Linked DNA regions of Homo sapiens: region 1 is linked to region 2. Evidence: read pairs that join two places in POLR2A ChIA-PET (ENCODE). Cell type or tissue: Caco-2. All regions are shown on one strand. Links, peaks and the distances in the headings refer to the core of each region. The heading gives the core; the rest is flanking DNA.

The links. Peaks named below come from ENCODE experiments on the same cell type or tissue, not always from the same donor. Only the 100,000 strongest peaks of a DNase experiment are listed, where the experiment ranks them.
Region 1: POLR2A ChIA-PET joins it to region 2 with 5 read pairs; 2 of 35 experiments call an interaction of 5 or more read pairs at or near these places.

What each region holds. Positions count from the first base shown.
Region 1 is chr20:32,574,884-32,579,625 of GRCh38, forward strand. All of the region lies in intron 1 of NOL4L (nucleolar protein 4 like), which reads right to left. Among named protein-coding and RNA genes, the nearest start is that of NOL4L, 8.1 kb to the right of the region's middle. RefSeq lists enhancers at 1-683, 1,640-2,593. In Caco-2, for the core only: a CTCF peak has its summit at 2,329; no DNase peak of the experiment used is centred there.
Region 2 is chr20:32,827,999-32,831,998 of GRCh38, forward strand. The region is part of intron 2 of MAPRE1 (microtubule associated protein RP/EB family member 1); the gene reads left to right. Among named protein-coding and RNA genes, the nearest start is that of MAPRE1, 10 kb to the left of the region's middle. In Caco-2, for the core only: no CTCF peak of the experiment used is centred there; a DNase peak (open chromatin) is centred at 2,193.

The sequences.
Region 1 (4,742 bases), core at 389-4,388, 250 kb before region 2:
CCCAGATCTGCACCCCGGTTTCCTAAACCACTCTTCCCACCCACGAATCCCAGGGTTGCCTGCGACCCTCTAGCCTCCCTCACCCCACTCCCACCTCACCTAGCCCCAGCCACTCAACCGCTGGTCCGTCGAGGAAACCCGTCACGCCTTTCTCCCCTCACCTCACTATGCCTCTGCCTGGTTTTCCTTCTCCATCGCCCTCTTGCCTCTCACCACAGAATCTGAGCGTTCCTTCTAAAACCCCAACGTGACCTTAGCTCCCTCCACGTGAGAACCCTCCTGTGAGCTCCCTGCTGTGCCTGATGCGATGGGCTCTTCAGATCTCTCTCCTCCATCTGGCCCCAACCAATCTTGCCAGCTCACCCCTTCAGGACCCCACTGTGGTTCTCAAGCTGACTTGGCCATTTACTCATCTCCACTCCATCTAGAATGTTCTTCCAAACATGCTTCTCTAAGAAAATTGGCCCTGGGATCCGTCGTACAACGCCCACGCTGACCCCGCCAAAACCAGTCCCACCCCCCGGAATGAGCTTCCCTATGCTCTGCTCTTGCTGAAAAGTTCTTTTTGGACTTCAAGGTCCAGGTGAAATGTCACTTTCCCAAGGACTTCTCAGGCCCTGTCCCGTGGGAGGGTGGGTCTGCGCCCTGGGGCTGCTCAGGGCCTCTGTGTAGAACTAGGCAGTTCTCAGAACCCGGCTCTGAGACATCTGCTGAACCACCCTGCCCAGTGGGGAGCCCCTTAAGGGCAGGGGCTGGTCTGGGTCCTGGGGACACGGCAGCAAAAAAACACAGACGCAGTCCGCCCTGCTAGTGCTCATGGCCTTGGAGGAGACAGATCCTAAGCACAGAAAGTAGTGAAATACACATAATGTCAGGCAGGGATAAGGGCCACAGAGGAAAAATCAAGTAGAAAAGAGAGATGGGAGATGGTCCAAGGGATCTAAGGTGGGCCTCACTGGGTGATCAAGGAGGCCCTCTCTGAGCAGGTGACATTTGACCAAAGACCTGAAGAGGGAGAAGAGCTGGCCATGCAGAGATCTGAAGAAAGAGTATTCCAAGCTAGAGGAAGGCCAGTGCAAGGGGCCTGGGGCAGGACTGTATTTGGCGTGTTTGGAGAATAGCAAACAGGCCAGTGTGGCTGAGGCCAAATGAACGAGGCGAGAGGGAATTGAGAGCAGTGGGCAGCCAGGGCCAGATCGCGCAGGGCTCTGCAGGCTACTGGGAAGGCCTTGGCTCTTGCTTTGAGTGAGACAGGAGTCTTGGAGGGTTCTGGACAGAGGAGGGAGAGAACCTGACTTGGGGTTTCCAAGGTTTCCTCTGGCTGTTTGTGGGAAGAAGGGGTTATGTGGGCAGGGAACAGGGTAGACACAGGGGGCCCCGGGGAGAGGCAGCCACCTCTCCAGGCTTGGACCAGGCTAGAGGCAGTGGAGGCCATGAGACATGGTAGAATTTGAGATGTGCTTTGAAGGTAGAACCAACAGGATTTGCAAATGGGTTGGATTGGGAGGGAGAGGAGGTCAGAGAAAGGGGTCGGAAGTGACTCTCAGGTGTGGCCGAGGAAGGGGAAGGCTGCAGCTGCTGTACAGGAAGGGCAGCGAGGAAGTGAATAAATGAATGACCTGGGCTTGGGAACCAGTGGCTCACACTCAGCTCTGGAGCTCATTGGGACCTTGAGTGAGTTCCCTCCACTCTGCCTTAGTTTCCCCATCTGCAGGGGAGGAGCTCCATGTCCAGGGTGGCCAAGAGGACTAGTGCTCCGGGATCCACAACCACGTGGGTGAGAGGATGGGCCCAGCCTCCCACCTGCTCTGCCGTCTCCCCACTCCCCACGACTCCCGTCTGCTAGCCCAGCAGCCCGCCCAGGCCAGGCCTGCAGCTGCAGTTGAAATCGGAGGGGAAGAGCATGGACGAGAGGCAGCAGGGGCATCCGTCTCCCACAAGGCTGGGTCTGGCCAGGTGGGAGGGCAGCCTTGAGGTCTAGAAAGCTTACGTGGGGTGCCCTCACTAAAGGCGAGAGGGCACCATGAGCCAGGGGTGGGTGGAGAGCTAGGGCACCCCTGCTGCCTTCACTCCCGGGGGTCCTCCCGTGCCCCTGCCTCCAGGCTCTGGGGTTTGGAGGGTCAGACAGAGCCCTGGAGCTCCAGCCCAGCTGTGTGTTCACTGTGGGCCTTGAGGAGGTTCCCTGGCCTGTCTGGTACCAAGTTCTCATCTACTTCACAGAACCCAGGGGAGATTAAATGGAATAATGTATCTGGCACATGGCAGGGGCTTGAAAAATTGGGAGATGGGCTCAGACCCCTGCCGGAGGGAGGCAGTCATTACGCCAGCCATTGTGTGTTCTCCTCACAAATCCAGACCCCAGGAACTCAGGTTCCCAGCCAGGGGGCCGGGCGGGGGTGGCGTCCATACAGGAGAAGGGCGAGAGGCTTGTCCCTCTTCTCAGCAGGTGCCTGCCAGGCCTTGGGAAAGCCCTCCAGCGCCCTTCCTTGACCTCTGGGATCTGACACCTGGGAAGAATTCAGAGGCAGGGAGATCACTGGAGCCTTCTGTATGTCATAACTAAACATAATGAGGCTCACTGCAGGGCAGGAACCAGTCAGGGCAGCAAGAGACCCTGAGTCTGCAAGTTCCCAGCTCTGGGGGCTCATGCCACATCTCCATCCCTCACCATGACTTCTGGTGCCAGGTGCAGTGCCCACTGCCTGTAAGCCCAACTACTTGGGAGGCTGAGGCAGGAGGATCACTTGAGCTCAGGAGTTTAAGACCAGCCTGGGCAACAAAGCGATAATCTGTCTCAAAAAAAAGAAAAGAAAAAGCCTTCTCTGTTCAATTCAATGCAACATTTCTCAGGCCCCTGATAGTACTGGAGACACAGAAATGACTCAGATACAACCTCTAGGGAACTCATAGTTGCTGCCTACCTACTCTATGCCGGGGACTTGGCTGGGTGCCTCGTCTCCACTGTACCATTTAATATTCACAACATCCTTCATCACCATTCCCATTTTCCAGATGAGGAATATTGAGGCTCAGTGAGATCACATAGCAGCTAACATTTCCTAAGATTTGCTACATTTGGGGGCCCTACGTGCATGAAAGCATTAATTTCCACATCACTCCTAGAAGAGGAATATGATTACAGTTCCATTTTACTGATGAGAAAATTAAGGCCATGGGAGGCGGAGGTTGCAGTAAGCCAATATTGCGTCAAAAAAGAAAGAGAGAAAGGAAGGAAGGAAGGAAGGAAGGAAGGAAGGAGGGAGGGAGGGAGGGAGGGAGGGAGGGAGGGAGGGAAGGAAGGAAAATTAAGGCCAAACTGATAAAAGGGCAGAGATGGGATTTGAACCCAGGGTCCTGTAGCATTAAAGCCCAGGCCCTTTACCTGTTCTCTACATCAAAGTGGACTCAAGAGTTCTTGTTCTAATAAGCCACTGGCCCTGGTGGGTGCTGTCACCAACTTCCAGCTGCTTCTTTACCTGCTTTGGGGCCCATGGGCCTAGCCTCGTTCTCTGTTTTTTTTGAGACAGAGTCTCCCTCTGTCACCCAGGCTGGAGTGCAGTGGCATGATCACAGCTCACTGCAGCCTCTAACTCCTGAGCTGAAGTGATCCTCCTGCCTCAGCCTTCTGAGTAGCTGGGACTACGGGTGCGTGCCAACATGCCTGAGTTTTTTAAAATTTTGCATACAGACGGGGTCTCACCATGTCCCCAGGCTGGTAGGCCTGGCTTTGACATGAGTGAGCAGGGTGGCCTCAAGCACATTCCTTAGCCACCATCCTCAAATGACAGCAGAGCCTTTTCCAGTTTGCCAAGAAGTGGAGTTTTAGAGCCCATTTTCCAGAAAAGGAAACTGAGACTGAGAGAGGCCAGGCAGGCTACTTGCCCGTGGTCATGTGGGAATTAAACAGTTGAGTTAGGACCCCATAGGCCCTGGCCCCCTCACTTCAAGTTCAGAGCCTTTTCTCCCAGGACCTTCCCGCCCCATGCTTGGCTTTGGGCTTTGTTATAGGACCATAGCAAGAGGCGGGTAGGGGGTGGCAGTGGGAAGCTGGAACAAGGAGATGCCTTGGCTGCAGTCATGGGGACGGGGGTATGGCACCACCTCTTATGGCCACCTCTTGGCTTCAGCCAGCTGCTGAGACTCCGGGGATGGCAGGGGCCAGGGCAGCAGCTCAGGTGACTTGGTGATGATGGAGGACATCCCAACAGCACCACACTGGCAGACAGACAGGGTGAGTCCAATCCAGATCTCACATGAGTGCAAGCACACGCAGTCACACCCGCAGCTGCCAAGGCCCACAGCCCAGGTGCTCACATAGATGCCGACAAACACGCAGAGGAGCCTCTCCACCTGTGCCCTGCACACACTCCACGCACACACACACAAGCATTTCCAGCCTGCACATAGATAGGAACAGCACACTCACACCCACACAGTTGCACTTTTACACACACACACATGCACGCACATGCGTGTTCTAGCCCGTGAGCACACACATGTTCAGGATTCAGTCGCACAACCTCTGAGCTAAGATCTGGCTTGAAGAAGCCCAGGTATGCCTGAGGCCCTCCACTTGGTCCCCAGACACCCCCAGCCACAGGCTCCCCACCCCCCAATCCTCCCAGCAGCATTTCTGAGGTCCCAGATGGGCCTTCCAGCCTCCCAGACGTGCAGGGACGACAAAGCAGCCTGCAGGGGCCATAAAGCAGAGGGTTTTCCTACCAGCTCCTACCCAGGGAAGA
Region 2 (4,000 bases), core at 1-4,000:
TCTTAGTTTCATTGACTTGTCTTGTTATTTCCTTGGTGAGGTGTATTTAATCTTGGTTTTACGGATGGTCAGATGGAGGCTACGTGTGAAGCTGTACAGTAACACAGTGGTGCCCAAGAGTTGTGTTTATTCAGCATTAATTACTTTGCTGATCATAGACAACAGGCTGTTAGCCTTAGATCTGTGCTGTGTCCCCCCCACCATTTTCTATTAGTTTCCTCATTATTCATTTCCCTATCCCCATTTGTGTGAGGCTTTTAAAGCACTTGTTTGACCTGTGTTCTGTGACTAATGTGAGGATGAGGTCATCCTAGTTTTCACTGGAGCCAGCTTTTTACCAGCAATTCCCTCTAAAATTTACCTTTTTCTGTAAATATATTCCAAAGTCTATTTCACTTAGTTAATTGGAAAATGTGATCTTTAATGTTTAGATAAGTTGTATATGTGCTGATCGGGCTCTAGGTTTATCTCATTCAGGCAGAGAGCTGTTGTAGACAGGACTGGGCATAAAGAGGCTTCAGTCTGCTCTGAGCCATGTGACTTTTGACAAGACCCTTAATGTCTTAGTTCTTCATCTGTGAACTGGGGCAGCGATACCTGGCCCACTTGTTGGCCAGTGTGAGAATCACCTATAATAACAGCTTTCAGATAACTGACTGTGTGCCAGACCCTGGAAATGAGTGCAGGTCATTTGATGGGGGCACATCCTCCTTTTACAGATGAGGAGACTAACCCTGGGGCACAGCTTATGTATTACAGAACCTGGTTTTGAACCAGATCTTTCTGAGCACACAGCCCACATGCATCCTGCTGCATACTTGTTATATCTTTTATAGAAACATTTGGAGGGGATTAAACAAATGTAAATTACAAATGTAAATTACATATAGTTAATTATAGTGATACTGTTTCACTATAAAGTCTGTGAGGTTTGTCAGTTGTTTTTTTTTTCTTTTTGAGACTGGAGGCTGGAGTGCAGTGGCGTGATCTCGGCTCACTGCAACCTCCGCCTCCCAGGTTCAAGCGATTCTCCTGCCTCAGACTCCTGAGGAGCTGGGATTACAGGTGCGTGCCACCTGTAATTTTTGTATTTTTACTAGAGACGGGGTTTCACCGTGGTGGTCAGGCTGGTCTTGAACTCCTGACCTTGTGATCCGCCCACCTCGGCCTCCCAAAGTGCTAGGATTACAGGTGTGAGCCACCGCGCCTGGGTGGTATGTCAGTTTTGTCTCATGTCTGCTACTTTTCCCAAATAAAGTGCTTTTTCTCCCTAGAAAAGGGTAAGTGCAGGACACTTAACTGTGATTTGTAAACAAACTTGTTCATTCATAACTAGTCTTCTTGAAAGCCGTATAAGATGTCTCTTGGAGTATGTAGATGGTTGCATTGTGTTTCACATTGGTGTTTAGAAAATGAGGTCTTGCTTCCAGTATGAGAGCAGACAGGATGAGACACAGACATTGTCTCTCTGAAGAAGGCCCGCTGCCAGGGGTTTGGAGTCAGAGAAAGTGAGGCTCCTCAACTCCTTGTGCTTACTGAGGCCCAAGGAGAATTCCAGGAGCTTTTGATGCTGGTGCCAGATCCTTCCTAACCTCATCTCTGATGAGCAGAGGATCTAGCAGACCAGAGTTCTCCACTAAACACAGCTTTACAAAGTAGGAATACATTTCTTCCTTGAGAGGGCAAAGTGCTGAGGTCCTTTGTTAATCTGCCTGCTGCCTGTGAAGTGGCCAAATTTTGTCAGCAGTGGGCTCTCCTACCCCCAACAGTGAGCTGAGCCTTTGCTTGGCTCTGGTAGAGGGAGATTAGGCAAGGATAACTTTCAGTGAAAGATTTGGCAGGTTGTTTCAAGATTCATTAATACATTCTGTAGTCTCCGTAGTTTGGAGAGCTAGTCATCAAGTATTTTGGAAAGATAGTCATCATGAGGAAAAACCTGGTCAAAGAGAATGATTTTTATGAGAGCTTTTTTTTGTCAGAAAGGGAGTACTGGTTGCTTTTGTGAATTGTTCCTGTGTTGCATTCCATATTCAGGCCCCTCTGCATTTTCTCAAGAGCACAGCTTGGTCCTCTGCACATGTAGAGGGGTCTCACTGAATGTATTCGGCTCTCCCCTTCTCCTCCTTGTCTTCTCCCTCCAGCCTGGCTTCCTTTATGGGTTCCTTCGCAGCAAAGGTGTTGATGTTCCCAGGCAAATGGTAGATTCCTTTCTCCTCAGCTTAATGTGGGGCCCCGACAGCCCTTGAGTTCATGTAAGACAGCTTGGCGATCTTGCTTCTGCTGCACTGCTAATGACATGGTCCTCCTGCTCTGGGAGTGTGTTATCACACCTGTAACCAGGCCTCTCCCAGCTCAGATCTGGTCTGATATTTCTGTTTATGGGATACTTTTGCCCTACCTGTCATTACTTAAAATCTCAGCTTTGTTTTCTCCTCAGGCTAGCTCCCTTTTCCAGGTACTCCATTTGGGGCCATGATTCCATCTTTCTTCCAGTGTCCCAGGCCTGAGAAGCATCTTTTGAGGCTAATTCACAGTTTTATTTGTCTTCTGAAAGAGCTTCTAGATCCAGCCCCTTCTCAGATTGCTCACTGCTGCTGCAGTGGCCTCCTGACTGAACACTAAGTTCCCTCTAAGTTCCCAGCCCCCACCTTCCCTTTTGTTATATTGCATAAGTCTGCAGCCTTTCTGAGGGACTGGTTTTATCAAGTCACATTTCTGATCAAGGAAGTATCTCTTCAAACTTTTTTTTTTTTTTTGAGGCGGAGTCTCGCTCTGTTGCCCAGGCTGGAGATCTCCGCTCACTGCAAGCTCCACCTCCCAGGTTCTCACCATTCTCTGCCTCAGCCTCCCAAGTAGCTGGGACTACAGGCGCCCGCCACCACACCCGGCTAATTTTTTTGTATTTTTAGTAGAGACGGGGTTTCACCGTGTTTGCCAGGATGGTCTCGATCTCCTGACCTCGTGATCCGCCTGCGTCGGCCTCCCAAAGTGCTGGGATTACAGGTGTGAGCCACCGCGCCCAGCCTCTTCAAACATTTTTGCCTAAGTCTTCAAGCACCTCCTTGATTTTTCCCTTGCTTTACATAAAGCAAACCAAAACAGAAGATAGGAAGCTCATTTTCTTCTGATTATGAATAGTTAGGTCTTCATTAAAAAAAATTAAAGGCCAGGTGTGGTAGTTCATGCCTGTAATCCAGCACTTTGGGAGGCCGAAGTGAGAGGATCACCTGAGCCCAGGAATTTGAGATCAGCCTGGGCAACATGACAAAACCTTGTCTCTAAAAAAGAAAAAGAAACATGAAGAGAATCATACTCGCATAAAAGTCTATCAGGAGGACTGGATGCCAATATTTATGTAATTGATTCTTTCTCTTTTTAGAAATAGGGAAATAAATAAGAATGTTTCTTTCTTTTTTTTTTATTCCTGTACAATTTTGGTAACCAGTTTCATGCATAAGTTGTTGACTTTTTTTTTTTTTAACTCCTGTGCAATTTTGGTAACCAGTTTCATTCATAAGTCATTGTCTCTTTTTTGTTGTTTTTTTTTTGAGACGGAGTCTTGCTCTGTCTCCCAGGCTGGAGTGCAATGAATGGTGCGATCTCAGCTCACTGCAACCATCGCCTCTCGGGTTAAAGCGATTCTCCTGCCTCGGGTTCCCAAGCAGCTGGGACTACAGGCATACGCCACCACGCCTGGCCAATTTTTTTGTATTTTTAATAGAGACGGGATTTCATCATGTTGGTCAGGCTGGTCTCGATCTCCTGACTTCAGGTGATCTGCCCGCCTTGGCCTTCCAAAGTGTTGGGATTACAGGTGTGAGCCACCGCGCTTGGCCAATTTTTCTTTTTTTTAATTGTGTAAAATAGTACTGGGTAAAATACCACTGTGGATATAGTTGCTGAATAGATTGTCTTCTATTTGGGTTTTTAAAAAAAGTTCGTCCGTTTCAAAAAAAAAAAAAAAAACAAAAGAATGCCCTCAGTGTACTTTTGTTGGATG